2 separate regions of the Homo sapiens genome follow, and region 2 is linked to region 1. Evidence: chromatin loops called from intact Hi-C (ENCODE). Cell type or tissue: Caco-2. All regions are shown on one strand. Links, peaks and the distances in the headings refer to the core of each region. The heading gives the core; the rest is flanking DNA.

Region 1 (10,966 bases), core at 2,016-10,015:
GCTCAGATGTTCCAGGACTCTCTAATGAGGTCTAATTAAGATCTTCTAATGCAGTGGTTCTCAAATTGTGGTCCAAGAATCCCTGGAATGCCTGGGCAACATAGTGAGACCCCCATCTCTAAATATATTTATATATAATAGAATATATTCTATATACTATATAGTATATAGAATATATTCTATTATATATAGTATATAGAATATATTTTATTATATATAGTATATAGAATATATTTTATTGTATATAGTATATAGAATATATTTTATTGTATATAGTATATAGAATATATTTTATTGTATATAGTATATAGAATATATTTTATTGTATATAGTATATAGAATATATATTAAATTATTAAATTACATACAGTATATATTATATATATATATATATATATATATATATATATATATATATATATATTAGTCAAGTGTAGTGGCGTGCACCTGTAGTCCCAGTTACTTAACAGGCTGAGGCAAAAGAGTTCGAGGCTACAATAAGCTATGATCGTGCCACTGCACTCCAGCTTGGGTGACAGATTGAGACCCTGTCTCAAAAGAAAAAAAGAAAGAAAGAAAGAAAAGAATCCCTGAAGGTCCCTGAGAATCTTTCCAAAGGTCAAGGTCAAGGAGGTCTTTTCAAACTAACATATCTGCAGGAGGCAGAATTTTCTTTACATACTTCAATACACAACAGAAGCAGCTAGCTTCTGAATCCAGCCAAACATCAAAGAGAATAACAACAAATGTAAAATCTCCCCACTCTTCTCGGTAAATTTATTTTTGTTTTGTAAAATATTGTTATACTTCATAAAATATTAAAAATATATTCTAGAATATATTATTTATATTAACATGTTTAATCTTTAAGCATGACTTTGACAACGAACGAATCAATCAAGCAATATTCCTTAAATGTTTCCATCTTAATTTCTAATATAGTTAACATGGATAGATGTAACCCACGTAAATAAAAACTCCATCAAATCATTCATAACTTTTAATGGTGTACCGCGGTCCCGTTTAGTAGGTCTGACTTCCTTTCTCATTCCATATAGTTTTCTCTCTGGTCCCCCAATGGTCACAGATGTGCTCTGCTCAATATCTGGCACAGGAATGGACACAGTGTCTCTGGGAGGGAGGCCATTCTTCCTTCCTCATGGGCCTCAGCCATAATGGGCCTGTCTTCTCCTTCACCTGGGTTCCTTGGCAAAGACCAGTGACTTGGGCCTTAAACAAGACACCCTCTTGTGGGCAGTGCCAGTTCCCAGGTGGAGAAATCAAGCAGCTGATCAGGCGAGGCTTGATGTGCTAGCCTCCCTGCTTGCCTGTGCACAGTTGCCCAGCCCCTCTGGGTTCCAGCTACGCTGAATGATACACTCTCCATATCCGCCACCCAAAGAAAGCAGATTTCATTACTGCTATGCCAGTTGTGTCAGGCCTTGAGTGTGAGGCAAGGGAGAACCTGCCTGATTCAGATCCCCCATGGGGTATATGGGGAAGAGGGATATGAGGAGGGAGGACTTGTGTTAACTGAGAGAACCCACTTCACATCAGGTCCTGCATGTTCCTTCTTCCTTTTTTTTTTTTTTGTTTCTTTTTTCTTTTTTTTTTTAGACATTTGAGACGGAGTTTCGCTCTTGTCGTCCAGGCTGTAGTGCAATGGCGTGATCTCGGCTCACTGCAACCTCCGCCTCCTGGGTTCAAGCGATTCTCCTGCCTCAGCCTCCTGAGTAGCTGGGATTACAGGCATCCACCACCATGCCCAGCTAATTTTTTGTATTTTTAGTAGAGACAGGGTTTCACCATATTAATCAGGCTGGTCTCGAACTCCTGACCTCAGGTGATCTGCCCATCTCGGCCTCCCAAAGTGCTGGGATTATAGGCGTGAGCCACCGCGCCGGGCCTGTTCCTTCTTTCTTAATGACAAACCTGGGAGGTGAGTAGAGATCTTTATCCTTATTCTCCTATTATAGCCATGGAAACCAAAGGTCCCAGAGGTAATGTGACTTGTCTAAGGTGGTTATGCAACCAAAAAAGTAGCTGGGCTTGGATCTAAAGTCATATCTAATAATGTCAAATCAATGCTCCTTCTGCTTTACCAGAAGCAGGGAGAGCCAGGAGCGTTCAGGACAAGACGAGAGAGGAAGGGAGCTAACATTTATTGAACATTTACTATGTGCCAAGCATATGTTATCTCATTAACTCCTAACAGCAGTCCCCTTATGTAAGCAGTGACTCTCAGTTTACAGATGAGGAAACAGGCTTAGGGAAGGGAAGTGGCTTTTGTAAGGGTACACTGTTAGGAGGTAGCAGAACCAGGATTCAAATCTAAGTCTGTCTGGCTCCAAAGCCTCTGCTTCTTCAATAATACCAAATGAGATTTATTTTTATTTGTTAATTGTTTATTTATGATGAGACACCATTTCTTAACCCACATATTCATATTTCATAGTTCAGGAACACAGGTCTGTGACCAACTTCTATGTAATTCAACCCAAAGAAATTCTTTATATTCCAAAATCACTTTGTACTCTGAAATGTACCAACCTTCCTCATCTCCTCAAAATCTTTTATGGAATCATAATTTCTGTAAAAATCTGCACATGCCTTCTTCCTTGGTTTGGTCAGAGCAAACATAGAGAGCTGCAACCCTCAGGGAAGCAACAAATGCTCCAATAATATGAAACCCATGTGTCTGAGGTTTCATCAAAGCACTGGAAGCCATGGTAGTTATTATCCTTGATAGGTATGTCAACCTCAACACCAATATCCTTCCTGGCTGATGGAGAATGAGCCACAAATAACATATATTGAGAACGTACTTTATGCCAGACACTATACTACATGCTTTAATTCATTCTGTTTAAACCTCCCAAAGGAAGTAGGTACTATTATTATTCCCCATTTTACGGATGGGCACACTAAGGCAGTAACAGGCCCAAGGTCACCAGTTAAAGAGTAACAGAACTAGTATTGAATCCAGGCAGTCAACTTCCGAGTTCATGGCTTAAAACCACCTCAAGACAAAACTGGTGTGAGAGACCCAGAATTGAAACTGAAGTCTCCTGGTTTCTTAGCTTAATGTGGTGTGCTGCGCACTAATGCCTCCTGAATGAATGCCCAAAGGCACGGCTGACACATCTCCTCCCAGGGGCTGGAATGGAAAGAAGGAGGTGAACTCCAGAGAGTGAAAGACTATGAGGCCATCCTAGGAGGGCAGGCAGCTTTTCCTGTAATAGTTGCTTCCCAGTTCTCCATCCTCAGGTCTCTGGCTGCAGGGCAGGAGGGCATATGCTCAAAGGAGAAAACTCTCTCTGGGCTCTGACTCCTCGTGTTATTCCTCCCCCACATGCAGAGGGCTTCCCCTTATAAGCCTGTGCTCAGCTGGACGTGGGTTGGAAGCCACTTACCTTGGCTCTTGCTGACCATCTTCCCGACACAGCCCAACAGAACTCACATCTGAGACACCCCTGAGGTCGGAGCTAGAGAGAGGGTGAGGTCAGTGATTGCAGCCTCCTTGGTACAAACGAGGAAACTGAGGGTCACAGAGTAAGTTGTAAACAGAGCTGGGGGGACCCTCACAGAGCCTCTGGACAAACCTCCGGACAAAGCCACTGATGAAGAAAGTCCCCGAAGGCAGGTAGAGGCTTGCTTAAAGCAACCTAGGACCTTCCAGGGTCCCAGGACCTGGCTGTTTGCCTGACTAGCTTGGGTCTCTGAAACAGAAGTGAGGCCAGGGAGAGTTAGTTATTCTGGGCCTCATGATGACATGTGCCTCCAGAGACCCAAGCCTGGCCTTTTGCCATGGGGTCCCTGGGAGCCTTCTGGCTACCAGCCATGGCACCCTGCCTTCTGATGTCTGGGGAGGGGCTGAGAGAGGGGGAGGGTCACTGCTTCTTAATGGCTTTCTGCCCAGAAAGCCTCTAGAACTGCCTGCTGCTGACTTTCTTTCCTTTCAGGGCATCCAGAGGGTTCAAGTTTAGATTTCAGGCTAAACTTCTGGGCTTAGAGGGTCCTGAGCATGGGACTGGATAAAGGAGGGAAGCCATCATCTCTTCAGAAGATGTTCAGAAAAGGGCATACACCCAGTCTATCTGAGCTGGGAGAGAGCTGCTGTTATGCCCTGGGGCAGGGGGATGGATGAAATGGCATTTGAGGGCTCAGATTCTCTTTGGGGCAAGACCTGACTTCCTATGGACTCCCAGGAGCAGCAGGGGAGTTCTGAGAGGAACTGTGATTGTCCAGAGTGGAGTTTCTTTGAGACTTGCCCTGTACCTAACCCCAAACAGATTTGATACTTAGAGACCTCTAACCCGGCATCTCATTGTACAGCTGGGAAAACTGAGACCCAGGAGGAAGGGGCCTCTCCGAGATGCCACAGTGAGTCAAGAGTCCTCACTTCAGAGGGCTGGAGAATAATCTACTGAGGCAGGGCCAGGGCACCTGTCTGAGAGGGGCTTCTAAGGCTGCAAGCTTTTCCCCTTCCGTGGACTGCATTCACACCTTGTTCGGTCCTGCTGGGGCCGGGGCTCTCCTTCCTTGCCCCTTTTCCTTGGCACTCTTTCCACAGGCCCTGTGTGGTCTGGGCTCTACCGAGAGGTCCCCAAGGAGAGCTGGCGTGTCAGTCAGCCAAGAAGCAAGCAGGCAGGCAATGCCAGCATGCAGGTGGCGGGGCTGGCAGGGGAGCCGGCAGGAGGGCCGGACACCCGGAGCCGGGGAACTGTAATGTTCAGGGAATTTCAATTGGCATTGCTGTCCCGTTCCAGCCAACTGGCTAACGGTGCCGAGTTTGAATCAGTGACCCGCCTCCTGGTCCCTCCTCCTTAGCCGGCCTCTCTCCCTCCCTCCTTTTTTCCCTCCCTCGGTGGCCTTCCAGGAGGCGGGAGGCGCCCGCTGTCGAGGCAGCTGAGCCCCGGCAACCGCTGCTCTCCGCCTCTCCCCTCGCGGGGCCGGCTCATGGAGCGCAGGGACCGGGCTGGCTCTCGCCGAGCCCCGGGCCTCTTTTAGCCTCGTCCCCAGAGAGGGAGGAGCCGGTGCCCGGCACAGCCCCGCCGGCCCTAGAAGCTCCCCACGCGCCACCATGCCTCTGCTGGACGTTTTCTGGTCTTGCTTCAGGAAGGTGAAGGTAAGTGACTGGCCAGCCCCAGCCCATCCCGCTGCTCAGGGGGGAAGGAGGCAGATGTGGACCACTGCGCACCAGCTGGGAAAACGGACCAGACGGGCTTCTGAGACTACCTGAGGCTCTCGGAGTTAGAAAGGCTTGGGTTCAAGTCTCACCTTTGTCACTTAACCAGTTCTGTGACCTTCTGTTGCATTCCCATACAAACAAGTCTGCTAGTTGGCTCTTTTTAATAAAACTCGCCTCTGTTGCTTCCTGGATCTTGCCACAAAGGCAAGATACTTAACCTCTCTGAACCTCAGTTTCCTCTCAGCTTTAGAATGAGGACCATAGTAACACCAACCTTACGGGGTGATGAGGTTGGTGTTATTGTTTACATAGCAAATGTATGCAAATCCAGGAGATAATGTGTGTAAGCTTCCTAGCAGGATGCCTGGTGTGGAGCATCCACACAAACAATGGTATCTATTATTATTATTATTATTAATTTCTATCCATATATATAAAAGCACATACTCTGTGCTAGGCACCACTGGAGCTACACAAAGACAAAAAAGGGCTGGACACAGTGGCTCACGTCTGTAATCCCAGCATTCTGGGAGGCCGAGGTGGGAGGATCACTTGAGGCCAGGGGTTCAAGACCAGCTTAGGCAACATAAGGAGACCCCCATCTCCATTTTTTAAAAGAAGACAAAGAAGGACATGGCTTTTGTCCTCAAAGAGAATATAAGAAAAGTGACAAATATTTACCAGGCACCTACTATATGCCAGACATTGTGCTAAATAGTCAGTTTGTCAGTAAATATTTGTTGAGTGTCTACTATATCCTGGCCATGGGGGATACATGAGCACAGCCGAACCCACAAGTGTGTGTAAAGCATGATTCCACTCTCAAGAACCAAGAAACTAATATTTATTTAGTATCCACTATGTACCAGACCTAGGCACTTTTAATTCATTCATGTGGCAGTGATCCTCAGCACAACCCATTGTTTTCCTGCTTTTATAGATAGGGAAAAGACACTGTGAATAGTTAAGAAATATTTACAAGGTTGCTCAGATATGACTGGCAGAGCTGGGATCTGAGCTCCTAAGTCCATGCCTTTCTTGACGCTGTGTGGTTTCCCACAGTCCAACCCAGTAGGAAGACTTTCAAACGACTAGCCTGACTGTAAGACAGGATGAAAGAATGCTGGGACCTTTGGGAAGGAAAGATCCATTCCACCGGGAGGGACTTGGAGAGGTTTCACAGGAGGTCACATTTGGGCTGAGCCTGAGGCTTAAAGGAAGAGAAGAGTTTGTCAGTCCAAAAGTGGGGGAAGGGCATTCCAGGCATGCCTGGCAGAGGGAACTTCGTGAGCTAGAGTTTGGAGGCAGTCAAATGGTAGTGGGCTGGGGGAAAGGCTTCTTTCGTGATGTGGCTCAAATGTAGGGTTAGAGAGGATAGGAGCTTGAGAAAGGGAAGCAGAGACTACTTCCCAAAGGGTTTGGAATTAATCTGTGGATTCATGGTCCTCATCTAGTAGGGGTCCTGAATGAGATTTTTCAACCATCTGTGGTGGAATGAGAGAAAAGTAGGGATAATGTCGTGCAGTGTTCATAAAACTAAATTAATTCAACTCAAAGGACTATTCTTTATTTGGAGACTGTTGTGTCCTTCCTGTGGGGGTGGGGATTCAAATGATCTTTCTCCTACAAAATATGAGTGAGAAATTTTTTAAATGTCTGCCCTCAGCAAAATTACAAAGTTTGCGACATGCTGATTGTTTCCCTATTTATTTATTTAAGAACACTTTCCTCATCCATGAAATCTGAAAGTCTGGTGACTACTGTTTTGGGGAATAAGGGGCTGATTTCAGCATAATAGGGATATAATTAAGTGGACGGTTTTAGAAAAAGCACTCCAGCAGTAGTGGGCAGGGATGGTGTGGAAGGGCCCAAGTGGAGATGCAGAGGCCAGGAAGGAGGCAGCTGCAGTGGAAATAAGGATGGGAGAGGAAGAAATGATAGAGAGCTGGATGGAATGATAATGACGAGGGAAGGGAAAATTAAAGTGCCTTTGAGGTTTGACGCCCGAGAGGCACCTCTGTCCCCTACCCCAGTTAACTGTTCTAGGTGCTTGGCATGGATTTAAATCTCTTTGCACTCATTACCCCAACTTCTCAGATGCCCAGAAAACATGTCCTAACCCCTGTCAGCCTCTTGGAAACTGTTGGGCTAGGTTAAGAGCAGTGGCTCATGCCTATAATTCTAGCATTTTGGGAGGCCAATGCGAGAGGATTGATTGAGGCCAGGAGTTCCAGACCAGCCTGGGCAATAATGAGACCCTTTATGAAAAATAAAAAAAATTTGCTGGGCACGGTGATGCATAATGGACACCTATAGTCCCAGTTACTTAGGAGACTGAATTGGGAGGATTGCTTGAGCCCAGGAGTTCAAGGCTGCAGTGTGCTATGATTGCACCACTACACTCCAGCCTGGACTACAGAGCAAGATCCTATAGAAGAAGAAGAAGGAGGAGGAGGAGGAGGAGGAAGAGGAGGAGGGGAGGAGGAGGAGGGGAGGAGGAGGAGGAGGAGGAGGAGGAGGAGGAATAGTAATTATAGGTATGGTGTCACGCCTGTAATCCCAGCACTTTGGGATGCCGAGGCAGGTGGATCACTTGAGTCCAGGAAATCAAGACCAGCCTGGGCAGCATAGTAAGACTGTGTCTCTAGAAAAAAAAATTTAAAATTAGTCAGGCATGGTGATGCATGCCTGTTTTCTCAGCTACTTGTGGGGCTGAGGCAGGAGGATGGCTGCAGTGAGTCATGATCGCACCACTGCACTCCAACCTGGCCATCAGACTAAGGCTATGTCTCAAACAAAACAAAACAAAACAAAACAAAACAAAACAAAACAAAACAAAACAAAACAAAACTGGTGGGCTAGGACAGCCCCAAGAGAAGGTTGAGGATCTCTATCATGGGTCCCAGACGTTTGCACGCATTCACTTATGAGTGTGTCCACAGAGGACATACACGTGCATTTGTGCATATTCAACCCCACACACATATGCACAGGCACACCATTCAAGTGTGCATACACACATACATAGAGACGAACACACATATACCCTGGCACAAACAGGCAAATGCACATGTACACACAGACAGTGCACATTCCTAGCATGATGTAGACTCACACACATATGCATGCATGCATATACAGAGGTAAGCACACAGGCACATCAGATACATACCCTCCTATGCACAAGCATGAGGGACACACAGAGACACAGCCAGGCACATCTCCAAAAAGCCTGTAGACATACAAAAGCATGCACACGGCGTGAAGGTCCACGTGCATGCACATGCATATGCACAGGTCTGTGGTTGCTCATGTCCTTGGCAGATGTGAATCAACACATGGCTGGATCTCAGGGCTAAGAGGCAGCCTGCCGGATCCACACACTTGGACTGCGTGCTCCCTTTTCCAATGCTGCTGCTTTGAGGCCCCAGTCAGAAAGGCAGGCTCTCTGGGCTCGGGAGCTCAGTCAAGGGCACGGGCTGCTGTGAGCCACCCTCCCTCTCTGAGCCAGGCCCCCTGAGTGCGGGAGACTGAGGGGTTTGAGGGGTGGGGAATGGCCGGGACAGATCCTGTCAGAGCTGAAAGGGCCCTCTCAGATCATCTTATTCAAACTTCTCATGGTCCTGATAGGGAAACCGAGCCCCTTCCCTCCCCCACCATATGGAGCCCTTCATCAGCTGAAGAGGTATGAGGAGGGGTGAAGCACACAAACTTGGGTTTCAATTCCACCCCACACCCACAGGCACACATACTAGCTGTGTGCCTTCGAGCAAGTCTTCTCCGAGCCTCAATTTCCTTGTTTGCAGAATGACACTAATCAGTGCCCGCCTCACAGAAATGCCACGAACATTTGGTGGGTGGGTTAAGTCTTTTTTTTTTTTTTTTGACCGAGTCTCGCTCTGTTGCCCAGGCTGGAGTGCAGTGTCTGCTCATTGCAACCTCCACCTCCCGGGTTCAAGCGATTCTCCTGCCTCAGCCTCCCGAGTAGCTGGAATTACAGGCGCCCGCCACCACGCCCAGCTAATTTTTTTTTTTTTTTGTATTTTTAGTAGAGACAGGGTTTCACCGTGTTGGCCAGGCTGGTCTCGAGCTCCTAACCCTAAGTGATCAGCCCGCCTTGGCTTCCCAAAGTGCGGGAATTACAGGCGTAAGTCACCACGCTCGGCAAGGCTGTGTCTTTAAAGTGCCTGACATGGAGTAGGTGGTCAATACACATGATTTGTTGGAAGCAGCTTCCGAAACTGTGTACTAGAGGCACCACAGCAAAGAATGAGGGTTATTCTATATTTGAAAATTCCAGGGTTAGGGTCTCAGGTCCAGTCTGCTCCTTTGCCACAACTCCTCAGCCCTCTACTTTGACTATGCCTGGGTCTAGGAATAGAAGTGATCCATTTGGGAGATGAAGGCTGACACCCCAGAAGCCAGGGATGGTGGGAAGGTGGCAAAAGGCCAGGCCAGGGCTCAGGATTGCTTTGAGCTGCTCTTGTGTTAGGGGCAGCCAAGGGACAAGACGTTTAAGTGTGAGATGAACCCAGTATAAATAGTCCAATACGTGTTTGCTGTGTCTTCCCCTGGAGGCCAGTCAGGGCCCGGAAGGCATCCATGGCCCCTTGGTACAACGAAGCATGCATGAGTCAGTTTCTCACCCGCTCCCCCGCAACACACAGCCACACACCCCACACTCCACACACATGAAACACACACCACACACACACCACAAACACATCACACCATACACACACCACACACCACACACATACACCACACTCCCCCACACACACACCCCACACACCACACACACACACACCACACACCACACACACACCCCACACACCCCACACCCCACACACACCCCCACACACCACACCACACACACACACACCCACACCCCACACACACACACCACACCACACACACCACACCACACACACACATCACACACACCACACACACACACCACACCACACACACACACCACACACCACACACCACACACACACCACACACCACACACACACCACCACACACACACACCCCACACACCACACACACACATCACACACCACACACACCACACACCACACACACACCACACCACACACCACACACACCACACACACACACCACACACCACACACACACCACACACCACACACACCACACCAAACACACACACCACACACACACAACACAGCACACACACATCACACACACACCACACCACACAACATACACACCACACCACACACACACACCACACATACACCACACACACCACACACCACACCACACACACACCACACACCACACACACACCACACCACACACCACACACACACACCCCACACACCACACACACCCCACACACACCCCCAAACGCACACCACACCACACACACACACCCCACACACACCACACACACCACACCACACACACCACACACCACACATACACCTCACACCACACACACACACCCCACACCCCACACACACACCCCACACCCCTCACACACACCATACACACCACACACACCACACACACCACAGCACACACACACCACAGCACACATACACCACACACACACCACACACACACCACACCACACAAGCACACACACCCCACCACACACACACACACCCCACACACCACACACACACCATACACGCCACATACACCCCCCAACACACCACACCACACACACACCACACCACACATACACCACACACACCACACCACACACACACACCACACGCCACACACACACACACCCCACAC
Region 2 (10,966 bases), core at 1,985-9,984, 50 kb after region 1:
GAGGGATAGCAGTTGAACTGCATGAGGTCCTGGATACTCTCAGACCTGACTAATAGGAGTCCTCAATTCAACAATGAAATCAAGGTTGTGAACTTGTGTTGGACCCTTGTGATGAAAGGCCAGAGAGAAATCAAAGCCGAAGGCTCTTGTTTCTTACTGAATTTGAATGGACTTTCTGGTGGTGCTTACTATCAGAACTCCTGGAAGCCCTCCCCTGCCACGATTAATGTTCGTGCCCCAAATTTTCCATGCATTTCTCTGCGGAGGTAGAGTTCAGACTTGGGGTAGGGGACAGAAGCCTGGGGTATTGGGGAAGTTGCAGAGCCACTGGGGCCTGAGCAACGTAGGGATGGCAGCTTCCTGCTCAAATTCCTAATTATCTGGTTTTCCCCTACCAATTGGAGATTTCACTGAAGTTGTGTCTTCTGGACATCCCATAAATTATCCGAGCAAGTCACTGAACCCTCCCGGGCACATAGCATATGTGTTTAAATCCCCCAAACAGTGCCGGACTCATTCAGAACTCAATAAATATTAGCCTGTGTGCCTGGCCAAGTCACTGCTTGAGCCTCAGTCTTTGGGCTTGCACCTCCTCCCTGGCAGCGGTGTGACCGGAGGGAAAGGCAGCGGCGAGGGCCTTGGAGGACCTGCAGGCAGTGCCCCGCCCACCCAGATTTGGGTGACTTTCTGGCGAGTCCGGTGGGCCAGACTGCGCCCCCATTGGCCGAGGGGAGGTGGGCGGGGCGTCCCTACAGCCCTACTCGCCGACGCTCCCTCCCCACTTGAGCTGAGTGGACTCGGGTTGACAACGGCTAAGCAGCCGCGGCAGCTGCTCTTCTGGCTGGCACCGTCACCCCTGCCCGACCCCAGGCCCCGCGTGTGTCCCGGACGGAGCAGTCCCTCCTGGGCTCGCCTCCTGCCCGCTCGCTCTGTGTCAGCGCCCGAACCCAAAGGGGTGGACGCGGCCTCCAGGTAGGAGTCTGGGCGACGGCAGGGGGAGATCCAGACAAACGGGGGCGCCTGGGGCTCCCTCTCCCCGCTTTGCCTCTCTGGCGCGCTCCGGCTCGGCCCTTCTCCTAGCGGTTCCGCCGGGCGGCGTACGCAAGAGACAGGGAGGAAGCGAGCCGAGCCACCCCCGCCCCTGGGATTGGGGGGTCAGAATCGCCGAAATTGGGGGACCCCCGAGCGCGCCAGCCGCGCGTCTTCCAGCGAAGCCTCGCGAGTGGGGCGGTGGAAGGCAGCTGTCCGCCTGTTACCGCCGGGCCCGTGGGTCTCGCAGCCGTCGCTCTGGGGCTTTGGAGGGGCGTTGCAGCTGGCCGGGGGCGGCAGAGCTTCAGGCTCTGTTGCCGGGTCGCGCCAGATCTCCTGCCCTCTCCTTTCTCTGCTTTCGAGGGCATTTCCAGGAAGCCCCCGTCCGGCTGTATGGGTTTTCCCGTCGGCCACTGCCTCATTGCTTTCTCTCCTGAGAAATGCCCAGGACTTCTTGGTATTAAGATAGCTGCGGGGACCAAGCGAAAACGTTTGGACACGTCTCATCTTCATAGGCCTCATTTTCCCATAAAGTCCAAAATGGGTTTGGATTAGAGGAAAGGCTTTTAGTGGAAGTTTTTGGAATTTCCAAATTAGGTAGTGTGGGGTTCTCTCCACGTTCCTCCTGACACTTGTGAAAGTTGCGCGCTGAATTACGACTCAGGAAACTGGGGTTCAGCCAGTCCATGTGACCTTAGGCGAGTCATACTACTGTGTGGGCCATAGTGTTTTCAGCCACACCTCAGGTGGCAGCTTGATTTCAGTATCTAAAGGGCCCGGTCTCTTTCACCCTGACATTTGTTTACTTGGTACCTGGGGTCAGGCTCCTAACTGGCAGGTAAAAGGTTGTCTCTGAGACGCTCGGGGTGGCAGCAGCTATGCACACGGAGAGCTTTGTGGTGATTATGCAGCTAAGCCAGCTGGAAAACTAGAGTGTGCGTGGAGGGGTGGGCGACAGCAGCCAGACCAAGGTAGGGAGAGGTGGGAGTTTTCTTCCAGAGCCTGGGGCCCCAGAGGTTGGGGGCCTCAGAGATTGGGCTGGCTTGGAGCCTATGCTTACCCCCAAGTCCCAGGGCCTGGCTTCTCTCCCAGTCAGAGCCTAAGCGGGGAGGAGGGGTTAATGAATCACACCCAGGGCTATTTTCAAACCCTGACTCCTCCTGTGCGACCTGCTCCCTCCCCACTCTAGGGTTTGCCGCCCCCCCGCCCCCCACACCTGTATTATTGCCCTCTGAGTTTTCCTCTCATTTTCATCCTCCTGGAATGAAAGGGGGACAAATCTTGTCTGCGGATGCGATGGGAAGGTGGGCAGCCCAAAGGCATGGAGAAGAAGGCTGCAGGTGATTTCTGGGTGGCTTTCGCAGTGGGAAGAGTGTGATGGGAAGGGTGGTGTTTTGCTGTAAGGGCATAGGGGTCGGTAGTGAAACTCTTTCACTCTAAAGGTACAGCTGCCATCTAGCTGGACATTCTGGGCTGGTTTTCATTTTAGGGACGTGGCCTTTTGTTAATGTGTTGGACTTTGGATTTTGGATTTCTGCTCCCTAGACCTCTATATTTAGTGCTAGGAAACACCACACTGGACACTGCCTCTCCTGTTTTTGGAGAATTATGCTAAACCTCTCTGTGCATCTACAGCTCCCCTCCCCCACCTAGAGAGGAGAAGCTGCCTACAGATGATATCTGGAGGTGTTTAGAGCAAGAAGGGCTGAACTGAAGGTGTGCAAAGCAAAGGGGCTGTGTGCGCTGTGTGCTTGCTTGAGACAGGGCTTGCAGTGAGTCATGTGGGGAGGATGGCAGAGCCTTCCTTATTCAAACACAATACCTCCTGAGTTCCAGCAGAGAAGCAAAGAAAGTGGCACCAAGAAGACTCGAATGTTGTCCCTCTCTGTCCTCTTAAAGTTTTAAAATTCCATTATTGGGACTACAGATTGGAGAGGGAGCAGAAGACCCCTGTGTCTAGGTTTAGAGGATAGCAACAGGGACACAAAGGCAAGAAGGTCCCAAAGGAAGGAGGGGATGGAGTCTCCAATTGGGAAGCTGTCACAGCTGCAGCTGCTTTGCTGCTAGGAGACTCCTGGAGCTCCTTATTTGAGCCATGGAAAGTTCAGGTTCAACAGATGGCAGGTTTATCACGTGCAGGCTGTGCCCTCACCTCTTTTCTGGCTAGAAGAAAGGGTTGCCTCTGCCTTGAAAAGAAGAGAAGGACCTTTTGCCTTAGGCTCCCAGTTTGGTTAGGATCAGGTGTCATGGCCCTGGGCCTTGGGAAAGCTGTTCAGCAGATAAAATAGGGACAGCAGATTTCAAAGATACAAGGGCTTTAGGGTGGGAAGTGTGAGCTCCCGGAGATCTAGGTGAGTTTTACATTCTTCCCCACCCCACAACAGGGTAGTTGGGCACTGGGTTGGGCACACAGTTGCTGGTGTCAGGTGTTTATTAAGGGGTCTTGGTTTGTGTGTGCGCACGTGTGCATGGGCATGCATTCGGGAAGGGTCCTGGTAGATAGGAATCAGTGGACTGGAGGCCACAGCCTGGGCCCTTGTCACAAGTCTGAAGTGCTGTGTTTGTGGGTGGAGTTTCCTTTTCCCCAGCCCTGCAGGTTGGTAACTTGCATGCTAAACAGTTGCTGTTCCTGTTTACCTCGACCACACACAGGAATTTTAGAACTGAATGTTAAGTTCCCTAGGAGTTCAGGGTGGTGTGGAGCAAAGAACAGGGGATTGGGAGTTGAACATGGGGAGCTTTAACTCCAGGCTCTGCCGCCCCCCTCAAATTCTCCGACTCTGGGTTTCTCCTCATTTTTTCCACTTCACTGGATTAAACTAGGGGATCCATAGCTAAGTGCTTTGTAAACTACCATGTGCTGTATAAATTATTAGTCATTAAGTTTAGGCTTGGTGCTAGGTCTTGTGGAGGACACAGAGTAAAAACCCCCAGTTCCAGGGAATGTACCATCTAGTTTGGGGGTTAGTGGCATAAATAATACATGCCACTAATTATTTATGTATTAAATAATAATACCTTGGTGAGGACTTCAAAAAAATTATTGTGAATAATTTCAAACATATATAAAAATAGAGATAATTAGTGTACTAAGACCCCATGTACCCATCACCCAGTTTCAACAGCCATTTGCCCATGGCCAATCCTGCCCTGTCCATACTCTTATCTACATCATGCCCTTGTTATTTTGAAACAAATCCCAGAAACCTTATCAGTTCATCTATACATATTTCAATACGTATTTCTAAAAGATAAGGATTCATAAAAACAACCATTATCACACCTAAAATAGTTTCTTAATATTATCAAATAACCGGTAAGTGTTCATATTTCCAATTGTTGAGAAGGACTTATTTGCCCTGGACGTCCATTCTGCCCTGGGAAATCCATTCCAGGGAGTGATTGCTTTTGACTGAGGGGAAGGTGACGGACAGAGGCAGTGGCATTTGAGCTGAACCTTGGAAGAGAGGCCCAGGAAAGGTCCCAGCCCAGATGTTAGCCGCCTCTAGGGCTCCAGATCTGGAGGCTGACCCATGGAGGCTTCTTGCGGAGACTTCCTGCCTTTGTTTCTCTAGCAGTAAATGACAGTTCTCACTCTCACACTTGCTTCCCCAGTCCAGGGCACCCAGGAGTTTGGGGTACGCAGGTCTGGGAGAATTCTGGGAGGCTGCTCTCCACCTAGGCCCCTCCCCTGCGCCTGGCCCCTGAGGCCAGTTCAGAGCAAAACAGGATGCATTCAGGATGAACGTCTTTCCCAGCTTGTCATCTAATCACCAAGGCCCAGCTTGGAGCTTCCTCTCTCATTCATGATAAAAACCCTCACTGTCTCTCTTTTCCCTTCCGCCCCAGTAAGGGTGTGCTGACTTCCTCCATATCCGGGCCAGCCCTCTACCCCCATGTGGGGCTGAGGGAGAGATTCCCTCAGTGCAGGCCTCTGCCCCCACCCACCTCACCACAGCCTGTCAGAGAGGGAGAGAAAGACCCCAGGAATGTTCTCCCTGACTGCAGGCTCCTGCTCTTGGGCTGTCTTTGGGAAAAGAGCAGCCTCCTTCCAACAAGCCTGGGGTCCTGCCACTGCTTGGTTAATCATTGAGCCACATAATAACCACCTTGGAAAGTCATCTCTAGGGGATGGTCATTAACTAACTCCCTGTCCACCTCAGGCCTTAAAGAGACCATATCCTGAACCCTCACCTTCCCCCAAGGGAACATTGACAAACATTCACTCACGGGAACTTCTGGGGCCAGTGAAAAGTCTGCCCCTCCATCCTTTACTTGGCAAACGGAAGCAGTTATTCACACCATTTGAAGGACATGGGTTCAGCTTGGATGGTATTGAGAAGGGGAGCGGAGTGAATTGATGGGGATTTGGATGGGCAGTGGGGTCCAGCATCAGAGTTAAAAAGGGGTAGGGGGGTGTTTCTAGGAGTAGTTGATCGCCTCATCTCAATTTGAAAGTCTAAAAGAGCAAGAAATGCCCACCCAAAGGGTCTGCCGATGCTGGGTATGGGGTGAGGCTGTGTGAATGTGTGTCTGTTTTCAGTACAGCTGTGGGTCCCTCCACACCAGGCTGCAGTGGAAATGGGGACAGCCAACCACATGATTGCTGCTGAGAGGCTGAGGACCTCTGTAAGTGGAGGAGGATGCCTTCCTCCGGGAGCCTGTATCTGGACAAGCAGTGGCACTTGGTAAGGGTCGGGCCAGGACCCAGACCCAGACCCAGACCCAGACCCAGACCCAGACCCAGACCCAATTTAGAAAGCTCCAGACCATATGCAGTTTCCTGCAGTTTCAGTAGGAAGAGAAGGAACCACCCCGTGGGCCTACTACAGAGTTGGGAAACGGCTTCTGGTTCTGCCCCCTCTATAGCTTTCTCTCGGTGAGTGATTTTTGCTTTCTCTGGGCCTCAATTTCCACAACTATAAAGTGGGTAGGGCAGTTGGCAGGCAGACTCAGTGGTCTGTGAGCCTTCCTTTCAGCTATGCAAGTATGCCTCCCCACTCAAGACCCTTTTCTTATCTACCAGGCAATGGTGAGCTGGCTTCAAATTCAATCAGGCCCAGACACTGAATGTTCTCAGCTGGCTGGGTCAGTTGGAGCTGGCCAAGCCCTGAATTGCCACAGCTTGGGTTCTCCTTGTGCTTGGGCATTTCTGCAGTTTGCTCTCTGGCCCCTCCCCAAGCCTGTGTCTGTCCCTAGTGGCCAGCCACTCTCTGACCCATTCAGCCACAAGTTAATGAGTGAACTGCTCCCCCTGGGTCGTACCAGCCCAAGGTGCTCCTGGGATCCTAGGTCCCTGTGGGAAGCAGCCAAGGGCCTAGCCAGCTCCAGTCACCTTTATGCTCTCTCCCACAACCCCTCTAGAGGTAGGTATGCAGGCAGAGCTCAGGGCAGAAGGACCTTTAGAGGGCACTAGGTCCAACTTTCCTTCTGAAGCTTGGGGCTTCCCGACAGGTACTTGTGCAGTTCCTGCTCACTCATGTTCAATACCTGGGAATGTGATATGTTTCAAGCAAGTTGCTTTCGTCTTTGGAATGTGTGAAAGTTTTCTCTTATGTTGAACTTAACTGTGCCTCCCTGAGGCTTCTAACCCTGGGTTCCGAGTGTGCCCTCTGGGACCACCTGGACCCTGTCTGCTCTCTCTGACCTTCAGGGATCTGAGGATGGAACCCAAGTGCACCTGTGTCTTCTCTAGGCCAAACAACCTTCAAGCGTCTGCGCTCCTTCTCAGACCTGGAGCAGCCCCCTTCCCAGCCTCATCACTGTCCTCTGTCCTCCCTACATGCTACTGTTTATGGCCCCCTTAACATGTGGGGGCAGGAAATGGGGCACTGGAAACCCCTCACTCCCCTTAGTTTATTTATAGTCTGAACTTGTTCAGATGACTTTTCCATAATCCTTTTCTGGTTACCACAACAGGTAGACTCCTAACCCCCAGAATCTTGGGTGCAAATACCTTAGACAACACTGATTTGTTTATGGTTCAGGTCCAGCCAGCTCTCACGATTGGAGAGCCCTTGGAAGGTAGGGCCTTCTTATTGGTGCCCCCATAGTGGAGGACAAGCCTGGTGTTAGTAGGTGTTCCCCTTGTTGAGTTAAATACAATGTAATATGTGGGGGGCTTCCAGCGTACCCTGCTTTCCTGCCACTCGGTTTTATCTTTGGAGTTGGTCAGGGGTGGGTGGAGGGAAGGGGATATTTTAGGGAGTACTGAAGCCGGAAATGAGTATGAGCCATGCCCACAGTGGGGCCTAGAAGAGTGAATCAGACAGTGAGAAATACCAACGTAGCCATTCCTTCCCCTGGCAGTTGATGATGATGACTATGAGTCCTCCCATTTCTTCAGTTGCCAAGGCACTTTCACTTCCATGATTCCATTGTGTTCTTAGAGCAGCCCTGTAAAGTAGATGGTATGATTTCCCCAGAATGATCTGTGGTGGTCTCCACCTGAGGCCCAGGGAAGGGAAGAACAGTCTCCAGTGAGGGAGGATTTGGAGCCCAGGTCTCCTGACCCTCAGCCCTCCCTGTTTTCCCCAAACCACACCCAGCAGCCATGGCAGCCGGGGCTGACTCGGCAGCTTCCCCACCACAGAGGAACCCCTGCCCTGGCTGCAACTCTGTTCCTGTGAGAGAGTGAGCTCCAAGGGACGTGGCCTAGGATTTCCTGTCCTTTATCTGGGCTGGCCAAAGGCTGGCCTGTCTGAGGTGTGAGATAGGCACCTGCAGCCAGCCTTTCTGCTCCAGGCTGAGGTCAAGTCAGGCTGTGGCAGAGGCAGTGAGCTTGTGGGAAGAGCTTGTCCCCAAACATCTGTCCTGAGCAGTGCCCACACCAGCAGGGCCTTCTAAATGGGAAAAACAGAGAGGGGAATGTGGAAAAGGGGTCAGAGTGGAGCAGAAGTAAAATACGTCCTGAGCTGTACACAAGCTCTCATGTTCACAGTGCTGGGAGACTTTGGGCAAATTACTTAACTTCTCTGAGCCTTCATTTTGTCAGCTCTAAAATGGAGATATGTACCCACCTCATGGAGTTGTTGAATATTAAATCCAACAATATAAATAAAATTATTGCCATTATTGTTGCTTGGTAGTACCTTCTGCAGTCCTGTCATTTGGTTGTTTTTCACTGACCTGGGGGTGGGCAGTTCTCAAACCTGCCACCTCGTGGGCATTCGGTCTGGACTTTGCAGTCATTTCAGAGTCCACCTTACCCAGAAAAGCTCCCTTTGGCCATGCCCACCCACAGGGCTCCCTTCCTCTGGCCTTCTTTAGTGGCATTCGCGACACTCAACAGGCTATAGTAGTGATGGTGACACCAATAATAATAGTGAACTCTTCTAAATTCTTGGCAAATTTTAACTTCTTTAGCATTCATGGCAATTCCATAAGGTAGGTACTGCTATCTTTGTCTCTCTTTTATTTAATAAACTTGCCCAAGGTCACATATCCGGGGAGTGATGGAGCTGGGATCAGGACCCAGGTGGTCTGACTCCACCTCCTGACATCTTTAATGACTGGGCCATGCCTCTCTCCAGATGCCTGGCCAGGAGGCAAGAGCTGAGGTTCGGGTCTCCTTCCCCACCTGAGTGCTCATCACACGCACCAGTGATCAGTCACTTCTGGACAGGCAGTCCCCAGGTCCTTGCCTGTCTGCTCTGTGCACTTCTTCTCACCCTCCATCACCAAGGTGGACAGATGGATAGAGGGAAGACATGGAGGAGTGGGTATTCATGCTCTAAAACAGAGCTGCATTGGGGTGGGGAGGGAGTGCAGGAGGGAGTTGGGCAGTGGGGGTGGCAGTGTGGGCAGTGGGGGTGGCAGTGTGGTTCTGACATCAGCACCAGGCCTGCCTGATTAGCACCTTCTAGTACTGGGGGTGGAGAACAGGGTGCTGGGTGGCATCAGGGAGGAAGAGACATTTGAATATGCTCTCTTGACAACCAGGTTGCATTATTTAGAAGGCATGGGTGGTTAGGGGCTGGCAGGAGGCTGGCTGGATTAGCTCTTATGATCACTAGCTGGCGTGTCCCATGCTAGAATTGGGTGGGAGGAGGTTGTCCAGAAGCTGTAGCCCTCCCCGAAGTGCTTCCATCTCAGGGTCTTGGGGGCTGCAAGCTTCCTTCCCTCAGGCTGTACTAGCTGCCAGCTCCATTGCTTCAGGGCTTATTCCCCTTTATCTTGCCTCCGAAGCAAGCTCCAGGGAGTGCTACGAAGGCCAGTCCATGGTAGCCTGTCTCCCTGAGAAGGATGGGCCTGGCAGCAGCTCTGGCCGAGTGCTGCAGGAGAATTCAGTTTTTGTTCTGTTTTCAGACCTTAGTACCCAGCATAGGGCTTGGCACCAAGTAGGTGCTTGGGTATTATTAGTTGAATAAATTCACAGTCCATGGGGAGTGGATTCTAAAGGGAGAGCCGAGGGAGGCTGAAATGGGAACAGGTCAACAGGAGGGCTGTGGTTATTTAGGTAGGCTTCTGGCCCAATCTGTAGTCCAACAGAAGCTACATGACCTATTGCAGCCTCAGTTTTCCCATTTGTACCATAGGCATTACCTGCTTTGGAGGAGTTCTTGTGGGGACCAAGTGACATACAGGATGATCAAGTGCTTTCCTGGCTGATAGGAAGTTAAATTCAGGCTAACCACTCTTACTACAAAAACCCTGGTAGATGATTTTGTGTCTGCTGTGTGCCAGGCCCCAGCCTAGACAATTTCTTTTCTTTAATGAGGAAGATTCTAACTTGGTAGCTCTGACTCTAGAGCCAAACTGCCTGGATTTGCATCTTGGCTCACCTCTTCTTAGCTGCTGACCTTGGGCAAGTTACTCCATATCTCTGGGCCTCAGTTTCCTCCTCTGTAAAATAGAGATATTATTGGAGCACTTAGCTCACAGGTTTGTTGTGAAGATTCAATGACATAATACACATTAAAAAAAAAAACTTAAAGAAATGTCTGGGATATAATAATGGCTCAGTACAAAGTCCATGGCTCAGGGCACATAGTAAGTACTGTATAACTATTAGTGTCTGCTATATTTTATTAATAATTACATTCAGTATCTTAAATATTGCTGTCATTAATGAGTAAGAAGTATAGAGCCAGGACCAGGGGCGGTGGTGGCTCACACCAGCAATTTGGAAGGCTGAGGCAGAAGGATTGCCTGAGCCAAGGAGTTTGAGACCAGCCTGGGCAATATAGGGAGACACCTATCTCTACAAAATATAAAAAATACAAAAATTAGCTGGACATGGTGGTGCACGCCTGTAGTCCCAGCTACTCTGGAGGCTGAGGTGGGAGGATTGCTTGAGCCCGGGAGGTCGAGGCTGCAGTGAGCTGTGATTGTGCTACTACACTCCAGCCCTGGTGACAGAGTGAGGCCTCATTTTAAAAAAAGAAAAGGAAGAGGTACAGAGAGGTGACAAATAGGCTACGTCTTCAGGTGGCTAGCCTGTTAACTCTTCCCACTGTACCCTGTAACTTCTACGCCCATAGGCCCTACAGAGCTGTAAGACCACCATTTGGGGTTCTCCTTCCCTTGGCCCTACCATGGCCTGAGCATGCACGTCATCACCCTTGCCCCCAGAGCCCTAGGCTCCGCCCCTTGCTATGTGCTCAGCATCACAGCCCTCCCTCTGGCTCTCCTTGGGGCTGGGGGAGGGGTCGTGTCTGCTCCCTTCCCGGGGAGGCCACTTCTCTCAGGCCCATTTCCTTTCTATCAGAGATAATTTTCTCTGGATCTCAGGGTGGGGCCAGGCTCCTTCAAGGCATTTCCTGCCCAGGAGTTTATATTTGGCCTGAGCAAAAGGAAAGGGAAGTAGGCAAGGGGGTGGGATGCAGACGTGGTGGCACAGGGTCAAAACAGACAAGTGCCAAGACTTTCCAGACCAAGAGAGGGAGGCAGGAGGTAGGCATGCCCCTTCTCTCAAGTGAACGTGGGTGCCCTCCCC

What was found. Peaks named below come from ENCODE experiments on the same cell type or tissue, not always from the same donor. Only the 100,000 strongest peaks of a DNase experiment are listed, where the experiment ranks them.
Region 2: it touches region 1 in a loop (2.1-fold over the local background); 5 of 110 quality-filtered maps call a loop at or near these places.

What each region holds. Positions count from the first base shown.
Region 1 is chrX:68,642,800-68,653,765 of GRCh38, forward strand. STARD8 (StAR related lipid transfer domain containing 8) reads left to right here and starts at 4,867. Exons shown (of 15, transcript NM_001142503.3): 1 at 4,867-5,128. The coding sequence starts at 5,084. It also overlaps the pseudogene COX6CP12. In Caco-2, for the core only: no CTCF peak of the experiment used is centred there; a DNase peak (open chromatin) is centred at 5,082; H3K4me3 peaks cover 267 bases.
Region 2 is chrX:68,692,855-68,703,820 of GRCh38, forward strand. All of the region lies in intron 2 of STARD8 (StAR related lipid transfer domain containing 8), which reads left to right. Among named protein-coding and RNA genes, the nearest start is that of STARD8, 51 kb to the left of the region's middle. RefSeq lists a silencer at 709-898. In Caco-2, for the core only: no CTCF peak of the experiment used is centred there; a DNase peak (open chromatin) is centred at 6,287.